2 separate regions of the Homo sapiens genome follow, and region 1 is linked to region 2. A link is a contact called in ENCODE Hi-C or POLR2A ChIA-PET data. All regions are on one chromosome and are shown on one strand. The core of a region is the stretch at or near the end of the contact, and the rest is flanking DNA. Distances in the headings are between cores, read along the strand shown.

Evidence for each region. Hi-C counts contacts between places; a loop is a spot of excess contacts on that map. ChIA-PET counts read pairs that join two places held with the same protein, here RNA polymerase II (POLR2A). Pooled maps may share reads with other maps.
Region 1: a map of dorsolateral prefrontal cortex shows a loop between it and region 2 (6-fold over the local background). The contact joins the promoter of TFDP1 here to the promoter of GRTP1 in region 2. A Hi-C loop is called at or near these places in 1 of 168 maps with a recorded cell type or tissue (dorsolateral prefrontal cortex) and 1 of 50 pooled maps. POLR2A ChIA-PET finds 5 or more read pairs at or near these places in 1 of 52 experiments (WTC11).

What each region holds. Positions count from the first base shown.
Region 1 is chr13:113,582,401-113,587,215 of GRCh38, forward strand. It overlaps TFDP1 (transcription factor Dp-1), which reads left to right and starts at 2,353. Exons shown (of 12, transcript NM_007111.5): 1 at 2,353-2,488; 2 at 3,374-3,449. The coding sequence starts at 3,438. RefSeq lists enhancers at 202-1,175, 1,176-2,147, 4,125-4,725 and silencers at 2,116-2,445, 2,816-3,185.
Region 2 is chr13:113,362,265-113,367,065 of GRCh38, forward strand. GRTP1 (growth hormone regulated TBC protein 1) reads right to left here and starts at 1,866. Exons shown (of 8, transcript NM_024719.4): 1 at 1,756-1,866; 2 at 1,498-1,646. The coding sequence starts at 1,787. RefSeq lists a silencer at 1,450-1,744 and enhancers at 2,732-3,425, 3,426-4,119.

The DNA.
Region 1 (4,815 bases), core at 1,103-3,602, 220 kb after region 2:
AGTGCCTCGTGCGCGTTCGGAGTATCTCAGTACAGTGATTTTTGTGCAGAAACTTCTTTGAATAATATTAGTTATCAGCCATATAAACATTGTTGAATTATCAGAATCCTGAATTTGTGGGGAAGACGTTTAAGACCCCAATTTTGGACCCTACGTGTGTATCCTCCTAACTGGAGCCCCCAGGTCTCAGGGAGAAGTCCCCAGAGGCTGGGAGGGTGTCACTGTTGCCATCAGGGCTCAAATACTGACATTTAGGAACACATAAAGAATCCCTGTGAAACAGAAGGAACGGACCTAGGAAGATAGGGCCATTTGAGGAACATCAGTGTTCTCTAAGTATCTATTTGTGTGAACCAGCTCGCAGAAAGTGAGCGTTTCTGGTAGTCTTCAAAGAAGAAACGGGTGCTAACTTGTAAGCAGTTTAAGCCAAGTGACCAGAGCTTTAGGGGGTGCGGCGTTGCCTGAGGGGCAGGAGTGGCCAAAATCAGCATAAAACGTGCAAAGTGGGCTGTCATGTAATAATACACCGCACAGGCAGAGAGGCCTTTGGTCAGCTCCTCAAGTCCTCTGTAGATGTTCCTTACCCTCGGCGCGCACCAGCCTCTGCCGCCTGCTGTGGCCCTGAACTTCGGACTCTTCTCTGGCCTAGCCCGCCCTTGGCTGGGGTGCTCGGGCCTGGCCCTAGCGGCGGGGCCCTCCAGGGTGGATTAAGTCTCCAAGACTCCGGGACCACCAGGCTCACCATGCAATGAAACTGTTTCTGGAGTTTTCCTGTCCCTGCTTTCCCTCCCGAGTCCCGGGCCAGGCTGCGTCCGGTGGGCACCGAGGACGCCCAGAATTGTTGGGAATCTGGGCGGAGGCCCGTCGTGGGCTTGGAGGCCACCGGGTCCAGCAGAGGCAGAGGCCTCTGTGCCACGCACGCACACACACCTGCTCTCCTCCGTGTGTCCACATACACACGTCTATGCACACACCTGCTCTCCATACATGCACAGCCCCACACACAGTCGGCCCTTTATGTGCACACACACTCGTGCACACAAGCGGCCCCCTCTCCTCCGTGCATACAGGCGCACACACAGCTGGCTCTCCTCTTTGAGCACACACACTCAAGCACACACCCGGCCCCGCTCTTCCAAGTGCACACACACTCCTGCACACACTAGTCCCTGCTCCCCCCCCCACACTCGCGCACACAGCCGGCACTCTCTGCTCCCTGCACACAAACACACATCCTGACATACCCGGCCCCCTACCTGCTGCCCCATGTGCACACACACTAGTGCACACACCAGTCCCCGCTCCCTCACATGCACACACACTAGTGCACACACCAGTCCCCGCTCCCTCACATGCACACACACTAGTGCACACACCAGTCCCCGCTCCCTCACATGCACACACACGAGTGCACACACCAGTCCCCGCTCCCTCACATGCACACACTAGTGCACACACCAGTCCCCGCTCCCTCACATGCACACACTAGTGCACACACCAGTCCCCGCTCCCTCACATGCACACACTAGTGCACACACCAGTCCCCGCTCCCTCACATGCACACACACGAGTGCACACACCAGTCCCCGCTCCCTCACATGCACACACACGAGTGCACACACCAGTCCCCGCTCCCTCACATGCACACACACGAGTGCACACACCAGTCCCCGCTCCCTCACATGCACACACACGAGTGCACACACCAGTCCCCGCTCCCTCACATGCACACACACGAGTGCACACACCAGTCCCCGCTCCCTCACATGCACACACACTAGTGCACACACCAGTCCCCGCTCCCTCACGTGCACATGCACTAGTGCACACACTAGTCCCTGCTCCCCCACGTGCACACACACTCTTGCACACAGCCGGCCCCGCTCCCCCACGTGCACACACCAGCTCCCGCTCCCCCACATGCACACACACTCGTGCACATAGCCGGCCCCGCTCCCCCATGTGCACACACACTCTTGCACACAGCCGGCCACCTCTCTCTCCGGACACACACAGTCAGAGGCGCGCACAAACACAGTCCCTTGGCCGCCGAGCGCACGCCGCGCGCGCGCACTGCCCGTCCCGGCGCAGGCCCCAGCTACATCTCCGCACGCGCACGCGCACACACGGACACGCGCGCACAGCCCCTCCCCGCTCTCCCAGGGCGCGCAGCACTGGCGGGAGGAGCGGGAGACCGAGGAGCAGCAGAAGAGGAGGAGGAGGGCGCCGAAGGCGCGAAAAGGCGCGCAGGCGCGCTGCGCGGAGCGGGCCCGCCGCCGCCCACGTCACCGCGCCGCGCGCACGTCACGCCGGCCCGACGCTCGGCCAGGGTGAGCCCCGCGTCCCGGCGCCACTCGGCCCAGGGCAGGGACCCCGCCACGGCCGGGACCGCCCGGCCCGGCCCCAGCCCGCGCCTCTCCGCGCCGCCCCGCGCTCCGCACCGCGCCCTCTCCGCGTCCCCGCCCGCGCGGCCGGACCGGGCAGCCAGGTGCGGGTGGGCAGGGGATGCCGCGGGAGCCGCGGGCGGGAGCCGGGGGTGCGGGCGGGACCCCCGGCCACCCCATCCCTTGCCCCGGCCGCGTGTAGGCGCCGCGCGGCCCCGACCCGCGCCCTCCCGCGCCCTGCGCGCTCCTGTGCCTCGGGGACCCCGCGCGCTCGGCGCTGGTAGGGGCTCCCCAGGTGACCGCGGGGCGGGGGTCCCGGGCCCGGCCCTCCCGGCCGACAGCAGCGTCCGCGCCCCACGCTGGAGGTGGGGCCGGGGCCGGGGCCGGGGCTGGGGCCAGGGTCGGCCGGAGCGCGCAGGGCGGGGGAGGGGAGGCCGCCCCACGGCGGCCCGCGGGGACCCGGTTCCGGCGCGCGCGGGAGGCGCCTCGTGCGGAGGCGGCCCGAGGCCTAGTGACAGGCGCGCGGCGCGGACCCCGGAAGCCCACCTGTCAGAGTTACCGGTCAGCCGGGCGGGCGCCGCCGGGGTCTGGGGTGGACGCCGCGAGCCTGCACGTTGCGCCGGGACCCCGGGGCTGTGCCCAGGTGGGTGGTGGGGCACCCCCCTGCAGCGGCGGGAGGGAGGCGCTGCGCCCTGGCTCCTGGGGCTCGGCCCCACCCTCGGCCGCTGGGCGGGCCGTCGGGGACCTGGGGGTAGTGGTGGTGACCCTGCGGGCCCGCGGGCCACTTTTCCGCAGGGGGCATTTCCGTCTGGCGAGGCGACTGAAAATCCTGAGTGTGGGAGTCGGTTTGGCCAGCTCCGCTCTCAGGATGGAGGGTGCCTTTGGGAAGGAAGGTCCGCGTTTCCTTTGAGATGTGTTATTTTTTAAACTTCGTTTTTCATTCTTACTTATTTCTTGTTTTTCCTTACTTTTTTTTTTTTTTTTACCAGAAAAATCATTTTTCTTCTCTGGGAAGGTGAACATTTGTAGCATTGATTTCCCGGATCTGGTAACATGGCAAAAGATGTAAGTATGTTTGCTTCATGCTGCACACGAATGTTTGCCTCGCACTAAATTCTTTGTAGTTCTCTGCCTTTATTTCAGAATGACAACACATAAGCTACAGTAGTGTTTATTTTCAGACTTTTAAAGCGTCTGAAGCGGGATGAAGGTGAAAGATGGAAGGATCTGATCTCTGAAGCTGCGGTCACCACCCACAAGTTGTGGCCTTGGATACCACACTGCAGTTGGGTGGTGATGGGGTGGTGCCTTCTGACTTTTTCCTTATCTTTACCGACTGTGTTAATTGATAATTTTAAATAAACGCCTTAATTAAATTGAGGTGGAGGGTGTTGCAGCACCGCAGCGAATCCTGCATTTCTTGGGGGGCTTCCACATGAGACGCTGGACGGGGGCCAGGCTCAGGGCTCAGGCTGTAGCCACCTGCTGGCACCTGTCTTCCTACAGAGGAAGTTAATTCCACTTGGGTGGACCAAGAGCTAAGGACTTGTTTTGGCCACTTTTTTTCTCAGAAGGATGAGATTTCCTGATTTATGAAATCTGGTAAAAAATGCTACTTAGCCTGCTTTGCAGTTGTCATGAAACTATAGAATATTTTGAAAATTTTTTAAAGCCAGAAATTTAGTCTATTTTATTGGTGTGCGGTTCTTTACCGTGCTTGGTTATGTCAGTCACTGAAACACCAGCTGGATTCTTTAGTGTTTCCCACCGTGCATCGTTTTGTAACTGAGTGAAAGGTGCTGTTGATGTGTTTACCTACTTACCGCACAGAGTTGGAAAGAGTCCGCACATGCTGCCTCTGCCTGAGATACATCTGTAGCGAAAATGCGTCCAGAGTGTGGAGCCCTCTCCGTTGGCGCAGAGGTTTCAGTGGTCCCTGCGAGGCCTTTTGGGGTGTCTGCCCTCCCTGACCTGCGACCAGGCATGTCACACGGCATCCCTGCCTTCAAGCACTGGGGTCCCCTTTAGAGAGGGTGTGTGAGCACCCAGGTGGACCCAGTGTGAGTTTTTGAAGTCATATCTGGCTGTGCTGCGAGACTACTTTTATCCTCTCCACTGTGCTTGTCCGTACCATGCCCTGACCTCGTGCGGGCATGCACTCAGAATGCCAGATGTGGGCATGTGCTCAGCGCGCAAGCCATGTTCATTACATCTCCTCATGGTGAGGAGCTGGACCCAGGGCCTCGGTTAGAGCACGCTTCTGGTGTTGTGTGGTTTCCTGTGTGGTTTCCTCAGATGGTTCTCAAACACGCTTTGATACATAATGGATGGTGTTTTCGGGGCCCTCTTTCATTCCCCCGTGATTTCACTGGCACTGTCTGTGAGCAGCATGTAGTGTGAGGCTGGGGGTGGGGGGCGTGTGGAAAGGTGG
Region 2 (4,801 bases), core at 616-3,115:
GGTTGCAGTCAGCTGAGATCGCACCACTGCACTCCAGCCTGGGCGACAGAGTGAGACTCTGTCTCAAAAATAAATAAATCAAAAAGAATAAATGAAAAGGAAAAATAAAGACACACGTTCCACTGGAAACATGTGAACATGCAGAGGCCACAGGGATGGGACATGATGCATTCGTGGGAAGCATATAGGATATTAACTTCCATCTCTATAAAAAATTTAAAAATTAGCCAGGAGTGGTGGCCACACCAGTGGTCCCAGCTATGCGGGAGGCTGAGAGGGGAGGATGGCTGGAGCCCAGGAGGTCAAGGCTACAGTGAGTGGTGATTGTGCCACTGCACTCAGAGGGATACCCTGTCTCAAATAAATAAATAAAAGCAAAAGTTGATCTTGTCACCCCCTGCCTGGAAAACCTTTAACAGTTGGCTTCTCTGTGCCTGGCCGTGGTCACCACACACCTCCGACCCTCCGCCCAGGTGCAGGGCCCCTGGTTTCATCTCTGTCCTTCCCCACCAGGTCCCTACTGCTCGGTCCCTGGAAGCCCAGCTGCCATTCACATCCCCCTTCTCAGGAAGCCCCCAGGACTCCCCTTTGACCCCACTTCTCTGAGTTCCTAGCTCCAGGGCACACTCCCACCAAGCCCTCACCCCAGGCAGACACTTCATTCATTCACTGAACACACAGGGAAGTCGCCTGGCACTGCCCCAGGTTCTGAGGACTGAGCAGTGAATGAAAAATCCGTTGCAGGGAGGAAGGGTTTTTGACTCCAGCAGGGGCTGTGCTGGGAAAGGCAGAAATGAGGAGGTGCCCTCCGCACAGGGAAGCCTGGGGCGCCCCGGAGGAGGGGGCCCTGCAGCTAACCCCGAGGCGGGCGGGCGGTCAGGCCGGTGCTCACCGCAGCAGTAGGAGGCCTGGGGTCGCGGAGGAGCGGCAGGTCGAGCAGGGCCCTGTGGGTCCCGTCACAAGGACGGAGTCTCGCTCTGTCGCCCAGGCTGGAGTGCAATGGCGCAATCTCGGCTCACTGCAACCTCCGCCTACTGGGTTCAAGCGATTCTCCTGCCTCAGCCTCCAGAGTAGCTGGGACTACAGGCAGGAGCCACCACGCCCGGCTAATTTTGTATTTTTAGTAGAGACGGGGTTTCACCATGTTGGTCAGGCTGGTCTCAAACTCCTGACCTCGTGATCCGCCCGCCTCGGCCTCCCAAAGCGCTGGGATTACAGGCGTGAGCCACCGCGCCCGGCATGGATCGAGTTTTGATCCATCCCGATATGGCTCCCTGCTGGGAGGGACGGGTCTCCTTCGCGTCCGACCCGCCGGCCCATCTCAAAGCGGGAAAACCGGTCCCTGCGGCTGCCCTAGCTCGGAGCCCGCAGCTTCGTCCCGACCTGCCCGGAAAGGTTCCTCCCCCTCCCTCCGCTCCGGGAGCCCGGACTTTGCCCGGCCCGTCCCAGCCCAACCCACCTGCGCCCTCGGGACCCACCTGCGCCCCCGGGACCCACCTGTCCGGCTCCTGGGGACGCCCCCGCCCTGCAGCAGCCGGGACCATTTGATCGCCCTGCGGGTGAGCGTGACCAGGTAGCTGGAGAAAAACTTCTCGTAGGCGGCGTCGTCGAAGTCCTCAGGCCGCTCGAATCCGTACGGGTCGATCCTGCAAAACCGAGAGAAGGAGGCCGGCGTCCCCGAAGTTTCCTCTGGGGGGTCGCGGGCCCGCGCGGGGACCGCAGCCGCCGGGGACGCCCGCACCCCGCGCCACACACCTGGGGACCCGCGAGCGCTCGGCGGGCTGCATGCGGGGAGGGAGGCGCGCACCGAGCGAGGCCAGCGGGTCCCAAGTTCGCCTCCCGGCTCCGGGGCGCTTAAGTCCTTCCGGCGGGACCGCGGGCGCGTGGGGGCGGGGCGGGGAGCGGAGAGGGGCGGGGCTGGAGGCGGGGGCGGGGGGGGGCAGGGCGGGGGGAGGGGCGGCTGGGGGCGGGGAGGACTTGGGGAGAGAGGAGGGGCAGGAGCGGGGGAGGGGCAGGGGAGCACCCAGGGCGGGGGAGGGGCGGGGCTGGGGGCGGGAGGACCTGGGGAGAGAGGAGGGGCAGGAGCGGGTGAGGGGCGGGGGAGGGCCGGGGGAGGGGCAGGGGAGCACCCAGGGCGGGGGAGGGGCGGGGCTGGGGGGGCGGGAGGACTTGGGGAGAGAGGAGGGTGGGGGCGGGGCGGGGCCTGCTCCCGGGGCTTCCGAGGCCGCGGCGTCCCGCGGGCAGAATCGGGGGCGCCTCCCGCAGAACCCCCGCGGCCTGGACCCGGGTGAGAGGAGCTTCTTCTGCGATTCCTTCAAACCTCAGTGCCTGGCCGACCCGACTCTGACACCTGACTCCTATTTTTATTTTATTTTTTATTTTCTCCGCTGCATTTCAAGGCCGAGACCAACACACAAATGAGAAGCCCCCAGGGGCGCCCGCCCGTTCCTGCCCCCCCAAACCAGGGACCGGGGTCCCCCCACCGGCGAGCCAGGCCTGGGAGAATCCGGGGCAGCTCTGGTTCCGAACGGCTTCTTCTCGGTCCGCATCCAATGACATTGTCCTGAGATTTCAGCTGCTTTTCGTGTCCGGGAGGCCCCGGAAATTTGCCAGAACTGCAGATTTTGAATTTTGCTCTGGCGACGTGGCAAAGGGGAGCCCCCAGACGTGAGGCGCTGGGGCGACCTCGCCCTGGGTCCCCCAGGGGTCTGGAGCGGGGGCTCCTCCGACAGGCCTCTCCCCGCCTGTAATTTAGGCCCAGGGCGACCTGGACAGGCCCCAGGAGGAGGCCGTCCCCGGACTCCAGACGCACTTTCCTGTGAGAAGCAGCCCGGCCTCGTCTGGGTGAGGCGAGGATCACAGGCTCAGCGTCCCCTGCGCGTCCGTCAGGGCCTTTCGGAACCAACTTGGGACCTTCCCATGGGTGTTTCCGGAATGTTCCATGCGAGCGCCACCCAGGAGCCTGGTCAGCAGCGTGTGGAACGGACCGGTCCCTAAGTGCGGACTCCCGCCTCTGCCTTTCACCCTTCTCCAGCCCTTGCAAGACCGGGGGGCGGGGTGGGGGTCAGTGCCCAGCGGAGCAGAGCCCCCGACACGGTTCCTCCCGTTCCTAGTCTGCTGGTTCTGGGAACTCCCCAAGCTTTCAGCCCAGCTCCTCAGCACTGGCCTTTGGTAACACGCGGCGTCCCTCATTTGAAAGATCACACAGCCCCCACTCTACGGTCTGACCTCCTTGGGATGTTTAGACCCAAGCCAGGAGACAGGGCCATAGCCTCCTGCCCCTCGGCCTACGGGTGCCCCACAGTCCAGGACTGACAGGTGGGCGTCCGTCCCCAGGGTCTTCGAACCCCGTCTGGGCTCCTCTCTGCCTAAGTCAGTGACTCCCTGAACCCCTCTCGGGCTCTAACTGACGCCCGAATTTCCTATATCGCATCCCTCGCGCTTTCTGGAGCAACAGACACAGTCCTGCTCCCCACTTCCCAGCACCCGGGGTCCTGCGCCCAAATCGCCCCACACCGCGCAGCTTCTGTTCCAACCCCAGGCCTGGAAGCCTCACGGCTCCCCTTTTCCCTAATTCCTGCCTTCTGGCCATGGAGATGGGGTTCTAACCTCCCTTTCCCACCACTGCCGTGGAAAGCAGCGTGGCAGGCAGCACGGACCAGGGGCCGCCAGCTCCCGAGCCTGAGTGTGATGGCGGGACTGCCACCAAGTGTATTTTTGGGCCAGATGTAGGGAGACTGTGGGGGAGCAGGTCAGATAAGAGCGGTGCCCTCCAGGAAGAGTGGAGAGGAGAGATACAGAGAGGCCAGAGCCCCAGGCTCTGTGCAGGGTGGGCAGCCAGACCGAGGCAGCTAGAAAGGTCTCCCGCTCCAGCCCAGGCCTGGCCAAGCCCCAACCTGGGACCTGACTGGGAGACAGCAGCTCCTATCTGGAACAGCTCCCACCTGGGACAGCTCCCACCTGGGACTGTGTCCCTCAGGTGCCTCCATTCACCGCCCCCCCGACCCCAGTGCCAAGCACCCAGCAGGCACCCGAGCATCCTCACACAAACTCCCTTTCTGTGAAGCCACCAGCACAGTCAGCCATGATGCAAAAGCCAGGTGCACACCCACCCCAGGAGTGACTGTGCTGGCCACAGCCGCTCCAGACAGCCCTTTCCGGGGGAGGCTTTGCAGTGCTGGAGCTCTGGGTCAGCTTGCCCTGCAGTTCAGGGACTCAGAATTCACCCTCCCCCGGGGGACCCAGCTCCCTTGCAGGAGGCCCTCTTCAGTCTGAGGGGCCTCAGGGGCCACACCAGGGGGCCTCTGTGGGGTCACCACCCATGATGCCCCTCCTCCCTTCAGGAATTCAGCCGTCTTGTTGCTTTTTTTTTTTTTTTTTTTTGAGTCGGAGTTTCACTCTTGTTGCCCAGGCTGGAGTGCAATAGCTCAATCTCGGCTCACTGCAACCTCCGCCTCCTGGGTTCAAGCGATTCTCCTGCCTCAGCATCCCAAGTAGCTGGGATTACAGGCATGCGCCACTACGCCCAACTAATTTTGTATTTTTAGTAGAGACGGGGGTTTCTCCATGTTGGCCAGGCTGTTTTCGAACTCCCGACCTCAGGTGATCCGCCCACCTTGGCCTCCCAAAGTGCTGGGATTACAGGCGCGAGCCACTGTGCCTGGCCCTTGTTGCTTTTTTTGTAGAAGCTGCTGCCCTTTGGAAGTTAGAAGGGCTTCAGGAGTACTTCAGTTCTGGGGTGCCCATCAAGATAGAAGGAACGTCTAGCATCCCCAAGGCCGGGAGGACCTGAGAAAATGGG